Regions from separate parts of the Mus musculus genome. Here region 1 is linked to region 2. The links are chromatin loops, found by intact Hi-C in ENCODE. Cell type or tissue: heart. All regions are shown on one strand. Links, peaks and the distances in the headings refer to the core of each region. The heading gives the core; the rest is flanking DNA.

What was found. Peaks named below come from ENCODE experiments on the same cell type or tissue, not always from the same donor. Only the 100,000 strongest peaks of a DNase experiment are listed, where the experiment ranks them.
Region 1: it touches region 2 in a loop (3.0-fold over the local background); 8 of 42 quality-filtered maps call a loop at or near these places.

The regions. Positions count from the first base shown.
Region 1 is chr6:148,213,743-148,216,656 of GRCm38, forward strand. All of the region lies in intron 1 of 4732416N19Rik (RIKEN cDNA 4732416N19 gene), which reads left to right. Among named protein-coding and RNA genes, the nearest start is that of Ergic2, 2.8 kb to the left of the region's middle. In heart, for the core only: a CTCF peak has its summit at 1,248 (motif pointing right); no DNase peak of the experiment used is centred there.
Region 2 is chr6:148,894,928-148,897,841 of GRCm38, forward strand. It overlaps Caprin2 (caprin family member 2), which reads right to left and starts at 1,310. Exons shown (of 19, transcript NM_181541.4): 1 at 1,091-1,310; 2 at 10-229. The coding sequence starts at 186. In heart, for the core only: a CTCF peak has its summit at 1,403; a DNase peak (open chromatin) is centred at 1,314; H3K4me3 peaks cover 1,736 bases; H3K27ac peaks cover 1,399 bases.

The DNA of each region.
Region 1 (2,914 bases), core at 90-2,589, 680 kb before region 2:
TAGCTAGTTAATAACAAAAGAGAAACTAATATTACTCTCTAAGGTTCACATGTACCTCAAGTGGCTTTTGTGTCTTATTCTTTTTTTGTTGTTTGTTTTGTTTTTTCGAGACAGGGTTTCTCTGTGTACCCCTGTCTGTCCTGAAACTCACTCTGTAGACCAGGCTGGCCTCGAACTCAGAAATCCGCCTGCCTCTGCCTCCCAAGTGCTAGGATTAAAGGCGTGTGCCACCACCGCCCGGCATGTCTTATTCCTAACCCAAATCTATTCTTCTTTATATATGAACATCACCACCAGCCTCAAATTTGATTGGATCACAGTCTTCTGTGTTTGTTTCTTCTCCCTAGCTGCCAATCTCAGTGTTGTTTGTCCTGAAACTGTTGCCCAGCTTCTCAGCTGTACATAGAGCCTCTTTATCACAGGCTTCAGCTAGAGGTGACTACTAATTCTCTATTCATATTTTGTATTAACTAGTTTTTATTTGCCCAGACAGACTTTACCTATATCCCAGGCTGATCATGAACTTGGGCAGATCTTCTGCCTCAGCTTCCCAAGGGATTACAGGTGTGTGAAGTAGAAACTTATAGTTTCTTTGGAAAGTTAGTTATGTCAAATGATGTTTTGCTGGGGCACTCAGGTGAAAGGATGTCTTGCTAAAGCAGACATAGATGAAAGGATGTTTTCCTGAAGCAGACACAGGTGAAAGGATATCTTGCTATATAGCAAACATGTGGAAGGACCTGAGATGAAGGAGCATAAATGTGACCCCACAGGTGTGAGCCACCACACTTTGCTCTGAACACGTTTTCAACATTGTCATTTATGGGCTTCTGCCATTTTTTCCATGTACCTACTTGGAGCTTGAAAATCTGAGTTTTCTTATTTATATGAATATGTAGGTCCATGATATTTCAGTAGTTCCCAACTTTATTTTTAATCTTGGGAATTGTTTAGTTCCTTTCAGCTTTTTGAGATTCTCTGATAAGATATTGAAATCTTTCTGTATTTTCCTTAAACTCATCAAATTTCCTTTAAACAATGATCTCAGCAGCTCACTGGGACTTTGCCCATGCAGGTTACTGCCTGGACAGTTTCTGGTCGAGTACTTTGAGTACTAGACAAGCTCAGGGTTCCCTAAATGCTCTTGGTACAAGCTGGTATGACACATGTGCTCCCAGGGGTCAGATACTGAGCCTGTTTGTCCTGAGGGGGATGGTTTTCTCTGAGCTGGTTGTCACTTCCGTGTTTTAGCACTAGATGGCGACCAGGTTCATTCAGCTTTGCCTGTTCTCACTGTTGCTGTTTTTAGACACGAATCAACGCCCAGATTTGTTTCAATACATTTCTTGGAGTGTTGTTTAAAAGGAAATTTGAGATCTTGAAATGACCTGCCCCCAAGAAATGCTTGACTATTAGGGTTAGATGCCTCTTCCATAGTCTGTGGTTAGAGTCTGCTGGATTCTACCCTCTTCTGGGCACAGCCACCATGGATAGATTCTCTTTCATTGTGTGGTCTTTTTGCTCTGATGATGATTTTCTTTGTTGTACATAATGGTTTTTTAAATTAGTTTTGTATAATTCCATTTGTCAGTTTTTCCTGTCTTGCAGCTGTCAACATCTTGAGGGTTCCTCCATGGTTTCCCAGTGGTTTCAGAACTTCATGTCAACTTCATGCTCAATGACTTTCATCCATGTGCTGTAGGATGAGCTGCTGGTCTCAGAGGACAAGCTCCCCACTCCCCCCTGACAGTGCAAGGAGGTCTATGGGTTGACTCATAGCCACCCTGCTGAGCCCAGCGTGGGCCACAGTCGTTACCACTTTTAAAATCTGTGACCTTGGGCATGTTCCTTCACCTCACGCTGTGCCTCAGTTTTCGTTTACATAATTTTTTGAGATTATAATGTAATATGTTACTCAATGGGGATTAAGCCAATTGATGTTTATAGCAGATCATAGATATTTGTTGATTAAAAGCACAATGTGAAAGCAAGGTGTTAGGCTGACGGTATTTCAATACTAGAAGGACTTGTTGGCCATGAGAAGCCAGCACACGGTCCTTAACATGCCACACTAAATTAACCTAATTTCACTTTAGAAGATCTAATTATGAGGTGGCTGGGGAAACAGAATAAAGTTAATGAATTCCAGCTTGAGTAAAACACTTAAAAGTGTCTCATGATGCCTGTATAAGCAGAGAGAGGAAAGTAAGTCGATAATTTGACAGCTAGGAAGCCATTAACTATCAGATGGTGAAGTGGCTGTGTAAGGAATGTTAACCTCTGGAAATGTATTGTTTTTTTAAAGTTTATTTTTAGTTATTATAGGAGAGAACTCGAATGCAGTTCCCTCCACTATCACAGACTATACTGTATAGTTGAGTTTACCACATTTGGGAAAAATCTTAGGCCAGCATATCCAAGTGCAGTGGCTAAGCTTCTTGCTGGGAAAACACCTCCTGATCACAGCATCTTCATCTCTCCCTCTCCCTCCCTCCCTCTCCCTCTCCCTCTCCCTCTCCCTCTCCCTCTTCCTCTGTGGGTGTGGGTATTTATAAATGTGTGGGAGGGAGGGAAGGAGAGAGAGAAAGCACAAGCAGGCACACAGGAAACAGTGGAAACATTTAGAAAGTGGAGCCTTAAGTAAGAAATCCACCTGGTCCTTCCACCTTGCCATCATGTAAGGATCCATCATAGGTCCAAGAGATCCTGGACTGAGGCCTCCAAAACCTATAGGTCCCCTTACTTTCTCTGTTCATCTCAGGTACTTTGTCACAGGAGTGAACTGGTGACTAATAAAGTTTCCTTCCCATCATACTAGAGAGTTACAGTCACTCCTAGTTTTTCTAGTAGATTTCTTCCTGCTAGTGGACTGGGTCACTCAGGGACCACCAGAAGTAAGTGCTTTAAACCCTTT
Region 2 (2,914 bases), core at 240-2,739:
AAAGGTTACCTTCTTCTTCTCGATGTTCCTAATTTTGTGTTTAAGGCATATAAGTCCATTATCAATATAGGTTTCATATGCCTGGGAAGGAGATGCAGCAGAACTGAGAGTAGACTGCAGGGGGCTCAGAGCCCGCTGGTTTTCCCCTTGCTGATCCTGGTTCACTTGGGACTTGGCTGACTTCATACTTCCCACTTTTCCCTCCTCTGAATGGCCGGCCTGAAGGTGACTGGTAACCGAAAAGGGATGGAGAGAGTTGCACCACTGAAACAGATGAGGCTAAAGGATGGGGGCAGGAGGAGTTAAGTACCAATGTAAACTAAAGGTGCACAACGAGGAGCTTCTTTAAAATGAAATGAAGTCAAAACATAACGTTGATTCAGACAGCGTACTTCCACTCCCCTACTAAGGTTAATTGACACAAGCAATAGCCAATAAAGACAGTCTATACGTAGGCAAAATTTACACTATAGGAATGTTTCCAGAAGTTCTATTCCCCACATGGAGAACTGCTAAGCAAGCGGAAGGCTTCTGATCTCATTCTGAATAATTTCTATGGTCGGGGGCGGAGGGTGAGGGTTGCAGCCACAACTTCAAGCTATCTCAAAGTCTACGTGAACCAAGTTTCTTGTACTAAATGACAACACTCTTTGACTGTCCAGGACCTAACCAAGTGCATCCCCCTGGACACTGCTGCCAAGTCTCACAAACTGTACGCCGAGGTGGCTTCCAGTTGTGTTTACAGTAACTCACAATCACTCACTCCTATACTGGCAAGCCTTCCGCTACCCGCACCAAGGAACCGGGAAACCAAGGAGTCGGACACTTCAACTCTATTCAGAAATCCTGCCCGTAAGGAGCAAGACCAGAGCTAGACAGCCCCTGGACACCATTGCTCGTTCAAGTGCCCCAAGGGCCCGAGTAGAGGAGCCCCAGTCAGGGTCACAGTCTAAGGGCCCACGCAGCCCACCAGACGCAGAGCGCTCTGCAAAGCCGCTGAGAAGCCCGACCCCAGAATGCTGGGGCACCACGCTTCTCCACCCCGCCGCGGCCGCGCAGACCCACCCACCCCGCCGCCGTCCTGCTTCACCTCCCCGGCTGCCTCCGAAAGCGCGCGGGAGTCCTGCGCGCTGCAAAGTGGGCGAACTCCACCCCGCACTCCCTTCTCCCCCCGCGTCCCTTCCTCCCGCCTCAGCTTAGCCTGCGGCCACCGCCGACAGTGCACCCAGCCAACTCCGCTGCTCGCGCCCAAGCTGTCCCCCTCAAGGCGCGCGCAACTTATGTAGGCCGCGCACGGCGCGACCACGCCCAAATCCCGCCTATTTCCGGTCCTCTGCCCCGCCCTCTAGCACGCGAGCTCCCCTCGGAGGCTTCGCCTTCCGGTGTCCCCTCCCACTCCCCTCTCGTGCGCTAGACCACCACAGTCCGCCCTTTTCCGGTACCCGGGACCTGCGAGGGACAGGTCCTTTCCGGTGCCCCTCTCTGCAAGCCTGCGCTTGGCGCGTACCTTCCCTGCGCTTCTCTGTTGCGCCTGAGGCTGGTGTGAGATACTGCACCTGGTAGCATGGATGGGCCCGCTTGTTTCAGCCAGCACTGGTGCAGATGATTTCAATTCTTGGAAAAGAGGCAGCAAGTCCTGCGCAGAATGACCAGATAAGCCAGCCTTCAGGCTCTAATGGTTTAAATGGGCACTTCTAAAATACAAGAGCACCCTTGCCCCACAGATGATTTTTCATTGTAGAATGAGTCAGAGGACTCAGCCTGTAAGAGCAGCAGAGTAGATGACTGCAGCCTTTGTAGTAGGAGGGTATGCGCCAAGGCTATGTGTCGCTATGAAGCAATTCATTTCATTGGCACTAAAAGAGTTGTTAAAATTATTTGTTGGGCCGGGCAGTGGTGGCGCACGCCTTTAATCCCAGCACTCGGGAGGCAGAGGCAGGCAGATTTCTGAGTTCGAGGCCAGCCTGGTCTACAGCGTGAGTTCCAGGACAGCCAGGGCTACACAGAGAAACCCTGTCTCGAAAAAAAGAAAAAAAAAACAACAACAAAAAAAAGTTATTTGTTGGGTTGCATAAAGTTAACAGAAAACAGGAAGAATGTCAGCTTCTGAAGGACTGGTGGTAGTTCCTGTATCAAATGAGGTTTTAGGGGTAGATTACTCCCTAATACCAGGGAGGCAGGAACAGACCTAAACAAAAAACACTACCTCATAAACTAAATAAAATAATAAAGTTAATAAATTAAAACTTGTGCCCAAGTATTTTACCAAATAGAATTGGTTTTAAGTCCTATCCTTGAGGCAAGGGTAATTATTTAGAACAGGGCAGTCAAAAGCATAATCAAGTAAATAAATGGAAAGTCTGGACAAGACCACCCAAAAATCACCTTGGCTTTGGCACTTCTTGTTACCTATTACATGTTTACCTGCATGTATGTTTATGTACATGGTTGCCTGGTTCCTGCTGTAGGTCAGAAAAGGGTGTTGGATACCCTGGAACTGGAGTTATAAACAGTTGTGAACCACCACGTGGGTGCAGGGAATTGAGCCCAGGGAGGGCCTGTGGAAGAGCAGCCAGTGCTCTTAACCACTGAGTCATCTCTCCTCCCTGTCCTATTATGTTCTTTAATGTTGTATTTTAGCTTTGAATCTCTGAACTATACCTGCAACTTGAATATTAGACAAACACTATGTTGTCTGTTTTCCTCATTTATAACTAGAGAAAGAACAGGCTGCTGAACTGACCAATAGACTTACCTTTTGCCACACAGAGTGGCCATGAAGCCTGTGATGAGCACACCTTCAGATAACTGAACTGACACATTTATATTTGCATATGCCTTTGTTGGCCTATGCTAATAATGAACCCAAAAATAATATTTCCAACCAGGGGTTGTGGCACATACCTTTACAGGC